2 separate regions of the Homo sapiens genome follow, and region 2 is linked to region 1. The links are chromatin loops, found by intact Hi-C in ENCODE. Cell type or tissue: B cell. All regions are shown on one strand. Each heading gives the region's core, and the rest is flanking DNA. Links, peaks and the distances in the headings are about the cores only. Region 1 holds the start of PTBP1 (polypyrimidine tract binding protein 1). Region 2 overlaps R3HDM4 (R3H domain containing 4).

Region 1 (5,345 bases), core at 1-5,000:
GGGGCACACAGAGCCCTCGCTGCTGACAGCAAGAACCGAAGAGCAGCTCAGATTCCAGACCTGAGGGGCGGCCAGCAAACCCAAGCCCCCAAAACTCACGGGCACTGGAGCCCGGGGTTCAAACCCTACCGCCCAACTCCAGATTCCAGACCAAGGGTAGTGCCCCTTAGGAATGGAAAAGCGCCCTCTAGCCAACGCAACAGCGCTGGGGGGTGGCCCCCGGGGTCGGCACAAGGTCAGAGGAGCGTCACGGAGAAGCAAAGTGAGAAGTGCCTACCTTTGTACCAACGGCTATATCTGGGACAATGCTGTAGAGAGAAAGAAAGGAGACAACGTTAGCCTGGTGGCCACTCAGCAGCAGGAGCACCCAGCTGTCCCCGGGCCAGGAGAGCCCGTAGGTCCCTGCAGCTGCCACCTCCGCAGGGCTCCCTCTGGCTGCACGAGGCCCCGCTAGAGAAAGCTCAGAAGGGCAGGGAAGTGAGCCGTCCACTTGACTGCAACTTGAAAAGGGGCCACCATTGTCCTTTGGCGCCCCTCCCTCCCAGCAGGACCCCAGGCCCCACCTCTGGACCAGGCCCCACACGTTCCAAGACAAAGACACCCCCATCGGAAGCCCCGAGGAATGCTAGATGCCGCTGAGAGGGTTCAAGGGCTGCTGTGTGCTTTCCAGTAAGTTGGAAACGCCTCGGAGAGGCTGAAACTGGCAAACTCACAGGCCTGGGCCAGAGCTTCCACCCGGGTAGGGGTGGGCCCCCAAGAGGGTGCCTCTCAGCAGAGTGGAGCCCGATCCACCGAGGAGAGCAGGAGGCGGCCGTGGAAACCGTCAATAAAAATTAACAGACCGACCAGAACACAGCCTCAGTTACTGATCAACCCGAGCCCCGCCCGACCCGACTCTCCCTCCTCGGGACACCCCGGGGGGAAGGTGGATAGAAAGCCGGACTGTCCGAGGCCCTCCCTTCAGCCCCGGCCAGGTCCTGACCCAACAGTGAGCTCCCCACGGCTTCTCCCGGCCACTGCAACTCCCGGCGAGGCCCTAAGTGACTCGGAGCGTCCGTCGGAAGGGCAGCCTCCGGGCCTCCTGCCTCACTCCGGGAGGCGAGTGCGCGGCCCCCGAGCCCGCGGTGCTGGGTCCGAGAGCGGGGAGCCCTCGTCTCGCCGTCTGCAGGACCCACCTGCCCGCACGCATGCTAAGGGGTCCAGACCCACTCTAGGGCTGCGCCTCTTCTGACACCACAGACTGCACGGACCACGTTTAACAGACTTTTAAAAGTGACTGAACCCAAGAAAAACTTCTCAGGAAAACGGAAAGAATGCGAAACATCTCCAGCCTCTCCCGCTTCCTATTCCCAGGGAGGGCCTCGCGCAGGAAGCGCTCGGCGGGACACGGCCTTTCTGGAGGGGGCTCCCACCTCTCCCAAGGGAAGCCCGCCCAGCAAAGCCGCCCGGAAAGGCTGCCCCGGCCCGAGAGCCGGGAAGGCCCCTCCCCATGACGGCGCCCGCGGGGGTCCCTGGAGAGGCCCCTCCGGCCCCGGGGCGGAGGACAGACCCTCGGGGCGGCCGCTTCTCTCCCGAGATCACCGAAACCCCTTGGCCGCGGCCCGGGGCGCACGGGGGGCAGGGGTAGGGCGGGGAGCGCAGAGACTCGGGCCCGCGGCGAGGCCCCGGCGCCAGCTTTCCCTCCCGGCGGCCGCCCCAGCCCCGCCTGCGCTTCCGGGGCTGCGCCGGGGGCAGAGTCCGGGCGGCGGGAAAGGCGCGCGCCCCCGATGGCGGCCGCGCACGCGCGCTGGGGCCAACGGGGACGCGCGACGGGCTACGCAGGCGCACGAGGGGAGCGGACGGGAGGCGGGAAGGGCCATCCGGGCGCGCGAGGGCCGGACGGGAAGCGGGAAGGGCCGCGCGCCGCCGAGGCGGGGCAAAGGCGAAGTGCGGGGACGCGCGCGGAGGGGGAGGGGCGCGGGAGGCCGCGTGCGCTAGGGACGGGGCGCGCGGGGGCCGGAAGCGGGCCGGACGGGGGATGGGGACGCGGCCAGACCCCCGGGAAGCCCCTGACCCGCCCCGCACCCGCGCCCGCCACGCGGAGAGGAAGGGGAGAGCCCGCCGCCCCCTCCCGCCCGAGAGGGGGCGAGATCGGCCCCGGGGAGGCCGGCGCGGCGGCGGGGGCAGGGCTGCGGCGCGGGGAGGGCGGTGGGGCGCGGGGCGACGTGCGACTCACCCGTCCATGGCACACAGAGCAGACCCGCGGGGGACGGAGTGGAGGCGCCGGAATAGCAGGAACCGACCCAACGGCTCCGAGTTATAGACTCACAAAATGGCGGAGACGCCCGCACACGTCCCCCGCGCGCGCTGCCCATTGGCTCCCGCTGCAGCCAGGGGGCGGGGAGAGCCCCGCGGGCCCCCGCCAGCACCTCCCACTGGCCAGAAGGCCGCCCGGGGGCGGGACCCAGAGAAATCGCAGGCGCCTATTGGGGGAGGCGGTTATTCCTCAAGGCCGAAGGCGGAAACGGCTTGTGTAGTCGGGGGAGGGGGAGAAAATGGGATCACGTGACGGCGTCTGAGCCAGTCAGCTGGCGCGTGGCTTTGCGGGAGACGCCATCTTGAGAGTGGGTACGTGGCGAGTCAGGCGGCGGGAAGCGTGCTTTGCCCAGGCTGCCGCCATCTTGCAAGTGGGCAGGACCCGCCCGCCTGGGCCGTGAGGGCAAAGGGAGTCGCATCGCCATCTTGGAGTCGGGCAGGAAACCCTCAGGGCTCCATGTTGGTTGTGGGCACATGGCCAAAAAGTCCGATTCAAACTGAGCGCTCACATCTGGGTGATCGCGCGGGGAGGGAAAGGCCGCGTCGCGTCCCGGACACGCCAGGGCTGTTTCCACAGTGGCCACAGATACTGCGGGCGCGCCATGATCCGGGGTCACCCCCGACCGTTCTTTGTTCGCCCCGGAACAGCGAATCCCGACTGCGGAGATAGGGAAACTGAGGTCCGGGCCCCGCACAGTCCGCGGCCGGCTGCCTACAGCTGGGAAAACTGAGGCCTGGACCTTGTACAGTCCGCGGCCGCCCGCCTACAGCTGGGGAAACTGAGGCCTGGACCTTATACAGTAGGCGGCCGCCCGCCTACAGCTGGGGAAACTGAGGCCTGGACCTTGTACAGTCCGCGGCCTCTCACCTACAGCTGGGGAAACTGAGGCCTGGACCTTGTACAGTCCGCGGCCGCCCGCCTACAGGTGGGGAAACTGAGGCCTGGACCTTGCAGTCCTTGGCCGCCCGCCTACAGCTGGGGAAACTGAGGCCTGGACCTTGTACAGTCCGCGGCCTCTCACCTACAGCTGGGGAAACTGAGGCCTGGACCTTGTACAGTGGGCGGCCGCCCGCTTACAGCTGGGGAAACTGAGGCCTGGACTTTGCACAGTCCGCGGCCAACCGCCTAAAGCTGGGGAAGCTGAGGTCCGGGCCACACACAGTCCACGGCCATCCGCCTACAGCTGGGGAAACTGAGGCCAAAGCCACACACAGTCCACGGCCATCTGCCTACAGCGGGGGAAACTGAGGCCCAGGCCACACACAGTCCACGGCCATCCGCCTACAGCTGGAGAAACTGAGGCCCGGGCTCCATACAATCCAAGGCCGCCCGCCTACAGGTGGGGAAACTGAGGCCCAAGCCACCCGCCTACAGCTGGGGAAACTGAGGCCCGAGCCCCCTACAGTCCCTGGCCCACTGACCTACAGCTGGGGAAACTGTGGCCTGGAGCTCGTACAGTTCGAGGCTGCCAGCCTACGGCTGGGGAAACTGAGGGCCAGGCCCAGCAGGGTCACCAGGAGGGTCCCTCCCGGGCCACCATCCCAGCAGCAGAAAACACCCTAAACTAATGTTCCCAGGAGCGCTGATCACATGAAGAGTCTGACAGAGCTGTGAGGGTGCCTGACGGGGAGGCCAGGTCAGCGGGTTGGGAGCCATCCCAGAGTGAGGGGATGACCCCGGCCCTCCACACTGGGACCCTCACGGGAGGCTGCGGTTGGAAACCGGAGCAGTTCCCGGCCCGGAGTAGACACTGCTCCCTAAATAGAATTAGCGGGATTTAGTCCATGCTGAAAAGGGGGTTTTTCATTAACACCAACCTACGGAGGGAGAAGACATGACAATTCTCGTTTCCCCAAATCCAGGCGAGCCTAGCGCCCTGCTTCTCTGGCGTGTTTTATTCCAGCAGTGCTGCGTTTCAGGCCGGGGCCTGGCGTGGGCCCAGGAGCCTTGGAGCCCCGCCGGGCGTCTGGTGCCAGAGGATTCCAGCCCGGATTAGGGGTGGCCGCCGAGCTCCATGGAGGCATCGCACGGCAAGGTCCTTTGGCCCGAACCACCCGGTCAACGGAGACTCACCAAGAGCCATCTGCAGCCAGGGTCACTCATCAGGAATGTCCGGTGGATCTGGGAGAAGCCCAGTGTGTTACTGTGGATTTGCTCCCCTGGAGACCCCCATCCTCACACCACCAGAACCAGCCGCTTCTGTCTGTTCGCGGAGTGCCTGGGATGGGCCCCGCCCTGAAAGCAGACAGGCAGGGGCGGCCGGGGGTCTGAGTGGCAGCTGGCAGCAGTAGAGACCACCAGGTTCCAAGCACCAGTCTAACCCTTCGGAATCGTGTTAAAACCCACTTCTGATCGTGGCCCCGCCAGGCCTCCTGTCTTGCTCAAAGTATAAACCCAAGGCCATCCCTTACCCCGCAAGCCCCACATGACCAGCCACCTGTCCAGTACCTTTTTTTATTTTTATTTTTTTAAGACAGTGTCTGGCCGGGTGCAATGGCTCACACCTGTAATCCCAGCACTCTGGCAGGCCGAGGTGAGTGGATCACCTGAGGTCAGAGTTCGAGACCAGCCTGGCCAACATGGAGAAACCTCCTCTCCACCAAAAATACAAAAATTAGCCAGGCGTGGTGGTGCATGCCCTATAATCCCAGCTCCTTGGGAGGCTGAGGCAAGAGAATCACTTGAACCCGGGAGGCGGAGGTTGCAGTGAGCCGAGATTGCGCCATTGCACTCCAGCCTGGGCAACAGGAGTGAAACTCTGTCTCTAAAAAACAAAAACGAAAATAAACACCTGTCATCCCAGCACTTTGGAAGGCCGAGGCAGGCGGATCACAAGGTGAAGAGCCTGAGACTATCCTGGCCAACATGGTGAAAGCCCGTTTCCACTAAAAATACAAAAATTTGCCGGGCGTGGTGGTTTGCTCCTGTAATCCCAGCTACTCGGGAGACTGAGGCGGGAGAATCACTTGAACGCGGGAGGCGGAGGTTGCAGTGAGCCTAGATTACGCCACTGTACTCCAGCCTGGGCAACAGAGTGACACGCTATCTC
Region 2 (5,359 bases), core at 79-5,078, 110 kb before region 1:
GTCCCCCCACTCCCCGGTCAGTCCCCCAACTCCCTGGTCCGCCCCCCACACTCCCGGGTCCGTCCCCCCACCTCCCCAGTCCGCCCCCCAACTCCCTGGTCCACCCCCCCCCCCACCTCCCCGGGGCCGCGCCCCCACTCCCGGGTCTGCCCCCCCACTCCCCGGGCCCCGAGGTGCCAGCCATGGAGCCTCCCGCCAGAGGGTCCTGGGCCCCTGTCCGCGGGTCGGGGTTCACCCACGTGGCCATGCGCTCCAGCCTGGTCCCTGCCGCACGCCCGGCCCCACTCGCCCTCTGGGCTTGTCCGCGCCCCCTGCCTTTCCGGGCAGACCCGGCTCCTTGCTCTCCTTTGGGTAAATCCCTACAACCCTTGTGGGTTAAAACCTGGCAAGCAGGAGCCCGCGCGTCCTTCCCGGGGGACCCGGAAGCGGGGCGGTCTGTGCGGGGGTCAGCCGTGTGTCACCCCGGCCCGCACAGGGACCCGGGGACCCAGGGTGCGCCCCTGGGGTCCGTGTTGGTGGAGGGCGAGGAGGCGGCGCGTGTTCCGTTCCTGCCTCCTCCGTGTGCGGACGGCGCCACCTGGGCAGGTTATTTCATGCTTCCATGCCTCAGTTTCCCCTTCTGTAAAATGGGATAGTAAGTGTGGCCTCTTCTCCGAGTGGTGGGGGTTACCGAGCTGGCACTGCGGCGGGCCCAGCAAACAGGAGTGTCCGTTGTCTCATTACTAATTATCGTTAATGTTTTATTGGTTATTTTAGTAGTATTAATATTTTGAGACGGAGTCTCGCTCTATCGCCCAGGCTGGAGTGCAGTGGCACGATCTTCATTCACTGCAACCTCCACCTCCTGGGTTCAAGCGATTCTCCTGCGGCAGCCTCCCCAGTACCTGGGATTACAGGCGCCCGCCACCACGTTCAGCTAATTGTTGTATTTTTAGTAGAGATGGGGTTTCATCATGTTGGCCAGGATGGTCTTGATTTCCTGACCTCACGATCTGCTTGCCTCGGCCTCCCAAAGTGCTGGGATTACAGGCGTGAGCCACCGCACCCGGTCTTTAGTATTATTTGTATTTATTTATTTATTTGTTTATTTTTTTGAGACAGAGTCTCACTCTGTCGTCCAGGCTGGAGTGCAGTGGGGCGATCTCGGCTCACTGCAAGCTCCGCCTCCTGGGTTCACGCCATTCTCCTGCCTCAGCCTCCCGAGTAGCTGGGACTACAGGTGCCCGCCACCGCGCCCGGCTAATTTTTTTGTATTTTTAGTAGAGACGGGGGTTTTGCCGTGTGAGCCAGGATGGTCTCGATCTCTTGACCTTGTGATCTGCCCGCCTTGGCCTCCCAAAGTGCTGGGATTACAGGCGTGAGCCACCGCGCCGGCTAGTATTATTTTTAAATGATCATTTATTACTATCATCGTTATTATGTTTATTATATCATCACTATTATCTCCACTCAGAGGCCATACCCATCTCTACCGAGGTGATTTGTATCTGAAGGAGAAAGGATGCGTCTTTGATTGGTTGATTGGTTAATTGATTGGAGACAGAGTCTCGGTCTATTGGCCAGGCTGGAGCAGAGGATGCTTTTTTTTTGTTTTTGTTTTTGTTTTTCATATTAGAGACAGGGTCTTGCTAACTTGTCCAAGCTGGTCTCAAACTTCTGGGCTCAAGCCATCCTGCCTCCTCGGCCTCCCAAAGTGTTGGGATTACAGGCGTGAGCTACCACGCCCGGCCTAGTAGTAGTATTATTAATACAGGGTCTCACTCTATCACCCAGGTTTGATCACAGCTCACTGCATCCTCCACCTGCGGGCTCAGGCGATCCTCCTGCCCCAGCCTCCCGAGTAGCTAGGACCACAGGTGTGCACCACCATGCCGGCTATTTTTTTTTTTTTGAGATGGTTTCGCTCTTGTTGCCCAGGCTGGAGTACAGTAGTGCGATCTCGGCTCACTGCAACCTCTGCCTCCCAGGTTCAAGCGATTCTCCTCCCTCAGCCTCCTGAGTAGCTGGGATTACAGGCATGTGCCACCGCACCCAGCTAATTTTGTATTTTTAGTAGAAACGGAGTTTCTCCATATTGGTCAGGCTGGTCTCGAACTCCCAACCTCAGGTGATCCACCGGCCTTGGCCTCCCAAAGTGCTGGGATTACAGGCATGAGCCACTGCGCCCGGCCTGGCTAATTTTTTAATTTGTTGTAGAGACGAGGGTCTTACTATGTTGCCTAGGCTGGTCTCGAACTCCTCGACTCAAGGAATCCACCTGCCTTGGGCTCACAAAGTGCTGGGATTACAGGCGTGAGCCACTGCACCCACGTAACGTCTCCTCTAAGGGGGCCTTGAACCACCTGGTGTGGGCATTTACCCTCAAAATGGGCTCTTCTTCCTGAGTCTTCTGTTTTTTTTGTTTTTGGTGGGGGTTGGGGGGACAGGTTCTTGCTCTGTCACCCAGGCTGGAGTGCAGTGGCGCGATCTCAGCTCATGGTAACCTTTGCCTCCCAGGTTCAAGCGATTCTCCTGCCTCAGCCTCCTGAGTAGCTGGGATTACAGGCATGTGCCACCACGCCTGGCTAATTTTTGTAATTTTAGTAGAGACGGGGTTTCACTATGTTGGTCAGGCTGGTCTCAAACTCCTGACCTCAGGTGATCCACCTGCCTCGGCCTCCCAAAGTGCTGGGATTGCAGGCGTGAACCACCACGCCTGGCACCCTGGTCTTGAAGCCCAGGTGTAGTGACTCCTATGTAACTATGTAAATACACTCATGTTTCCGCTCTCAGCCGTCAGTCTCTGGGTGTTTACCTGCCAGCTGTGTCCTGGTGGGGGGTTGGGGACTGCTGGGGGCCGCCGCAGTCTGCCCCACCCCAGGCTGAGTCACCTCCGCCCTGAGCCCTGGCTTCCTGATGCACAAGTCGGTTCCTCTCTTGCTGTCTCTAGTGGGTTCCTGGGGGAGGGACCAGTGCTGGGAAAGGTGTGTTTTTGCTCGAGGGACTGAGGGTTCACAGTTCCCCTCTCAAAATCTGCAAGGAGTAGAATTGGGAGTGGCCGGGAGGCCTGTTCCCCCAAACTCCAGCAGCTCCCCAGCTTGGGCTGCCCCCCTCTTCTGTGGACACACATCCTCGAGCCTTCAGGGTCCAGGAAGCCTCAGATACCCCCGCTGGGTCCTCAGTTTCCTCGTCTGTAAAGTGGTCTTGTTGAGTGGCGTGGGAAACAGATGAACCAGCCCTTGGGAGGTGTGTCAACAGAAGTTTAGTTCTTCATTCAACAAACAGGCAGTGAGCGCCGCTGTGGGCCGGTCACAGGCCAGGACCGGGGGGCGGCGGTGGGCGGGGGGCGGACCCTGTCTTGTTCTGTGGGCCTAGTGAGCTAGTGATTAAGGAGCAAAGAAGTAAACGGGCCGGCTGGGGCCGGTTGGTTTCCAGAGCTTCCTGGTAAGGCTGACTGGGCTAGGTGGGGGGCGGGGCCGTTCCTGGGGGTGGTGAACACAGAGCTGAGGCTGGAATGAGCAGGTGCATCAGGCAGAGACCGGGGCTCCCTGAGTTTGGAGCACTGTGAGGAGGGGCCTGTGGCTGGACGTGGGATTTTTTTATTTTTTATTTTATTTTTATTTTTTTTGAGACAGTCTCATTCTGTCACCCAGCCTGGAGTGCAGTGTTGTGATCTCGGCTCACTGCAGACTTCATCTCCCAGGTTCAAGTGATTCTCCTGCCTCAGCCTCCTGAGTAGCTGGGACCACAGGCGCCCACCACTATGCCCAGATAATTTTTTTGTATTTTTAGTAGAGACGGGAGTTTCACCATGTTGGCCAGGCTGGTCTCGAACTCTTGGCCTCAAGTGATCCACCTGCCTCAGCCTCCCAAAGTGCTGGGATTAGAAGTGTGAACCACTGCGCCCGGCCAGGCATGGGGATTTTGATGTGGTCTTCCTGTTCCTTCCATTTCTGGAGAGGAGTGTCGGTGACTCCCAGGCCCCCCTGTCTACCCCAGAGGCCAGATGTTTTTTTGTTTTTGTTTTTGTTTTTGTTTTTTTGGGAGACAGAGTCTTGCTGTGTCACTCAGGCTGGAGTGCAGTGGTGCGATCTCAGCTCACTGCAACCTCCACTTCCCAGGTCCAAGCGATTCTCCTGCCTCAGCCTCCCAAGTAGCTGGGACTACAGGCGTGCGCCACCACTCCTGGCTAATTTTTGTATTTTTGTAGAGACAGGGTTTTACCATGTTGGCCAGGATGGTCTCCATCTCTTGACCTCATGATCCGCCCGCCTCGGCCTCCCAAAGTGCTGGGATGACAAGCTTGAAGATGTTTCTTAATTTCCTGCTGGAAACTGGTTGAAGTCAGCCAGCTCCATCTGATGGTGGGACTCGATTTCCAGTGCTCAGCTCAGCACTAGAGACCCAGGGGAGGGTGGCGAGCCCTCAGATACCAAACAAAACAGGCGAAAGCCCTCGTGTTGCAGTGCTAGGCCAAGGGGGAGCCAGGCCTGGCCCTGGGATGCTGGGGAGCCATGGGCTGTGCTGGAGCAGGGGAAGGACCAGGCAGGTCCTTGTGGGCCTGGAGGAGAGGCCTGTGGGGCTTTGGTATGAGGGGTGGTGAGGGAAGCAGGGTAGCTCTGGGGTTCTGGGTCAGACCCAGGTTCACATCCAGCTCCTTGCATTGTCTGGGTGGTGACGGGGGACAGCCCCACCTCTCCAAGCCTCAGATCCTTCATCTGTAATATGGGGTGATACCAGGCCCCTTGCTGGGAGGGCTTGAGCTGTGTCACCGAGCCCCGCCCCCTCTGACTTCCCCGAGGGCTCCCCTCGGATGTCACTTCTGTTATCGGCCCTGTCCAGCTGCTGGGGTGGAGAAGTAGGCCCCGGGGCCTCAGGGGGGGCTGTGGGTGAATCTGGGGCATGGGACAGAGTGCTCCGGCCTCAGGGAGGCAGCTTCAGGCTGATCCAGCTTCAGAGACGCTGGCTTAACATGACCCTGTATTCCCACTGAGTACCCGTCGGCTGCTGTGCTCTGTGCTGAGGGCATGGTCCACCACCTCCTTCTCCAGCTGCCCTCTTTGCAGCAATGGGAGCTTGGGCGGTGACTTTGTGCCTTGGTTTACAAATCTGTATAATGAGGGCCGGGCGTGGTAGCTCATGCCTGTAATCCCAGCACTTTGGGAGGCTGAGGCAGGCGGATCACTTAAGGTCAGGAGTTCAAGACCAGCCTGCCAACATGGTGAAACCCCGTCTCTACTGAAAATACAAAAATTAACCAGGCGTGGTGGTGGGCGCCTATAATCCCAGCTACTCGGGAGGCTGAGGCAGGAGACTCGGTTGAGCCAGGGAGGTGGAGGTTGCAGTGAGCAGAGATGGCACAACTGCACTGCAGCCTGGG

Evidence for each region. Hi-C counts contacts between places; a loop is a spot of excess contacts. Peaks named below come from ENCODE experiments on the same cell type or tissue, not always from the same donor. Only the 100,000 strongest peaks of a DNase experiment are listed, where the experiment ranks them.
Region 2: a loop joins it to region 1, with 10 times the contacts of the local background. A loop is called at or near these places in 14 of 110 quality-filtered maps.

Annotation. Positions count from the first base shown.
Region 1 is chr19:794,376-799,720 of GRCh38, reverse strand. PTBP1 (polypyrimidine tract binding protein 1) reads right to left here and starts at 2,269. Exons shown (of 15, transcript NM_002819.5): 1 at 2,216-2,269; 2 at 278-308. The coding sequence starts at 2,223. RefSeq lists enhancers at 547-1,430, 1,431-2,316, 2,523-2,862, 2,515-3,150 and silencers at 1,573-1,882, 1,953-2,132, 2,143-2,492, 2,256-2,610. In B cell, for the core only: no CTCF peak of the experiment used is centred there; DNase peaks (open chromatin) are centred at 430, 750, 1,830, 2,530 and 3 weaker places; H3K4me3 peaks cover 3,101 bases; H3K27ac peaks cover 2,810 bases.
Region 2 is chr19:906,856-912,214 of GRCh38, reverse strand. All of the region lies in intron 1 of R3HDM4 (R3H domain containing 4), which reads left to right. Among named protein-coding and RNA genes, the nearest start is that of R3HDM4, 3.7 kb to the left of the region's middle. RefSeq lists an enhancer at 2,652-2,946. In B cell, for the core only: no CTCF peak of the experiment used is centred there; DNase peaks (open chromatin) are centred at 2,364, 2,844, 3,324, 4,784 and 2 weaker places; H3K4me3 peaks cover 2,864 bases; H3K27ac peaks cover 4,591 bases.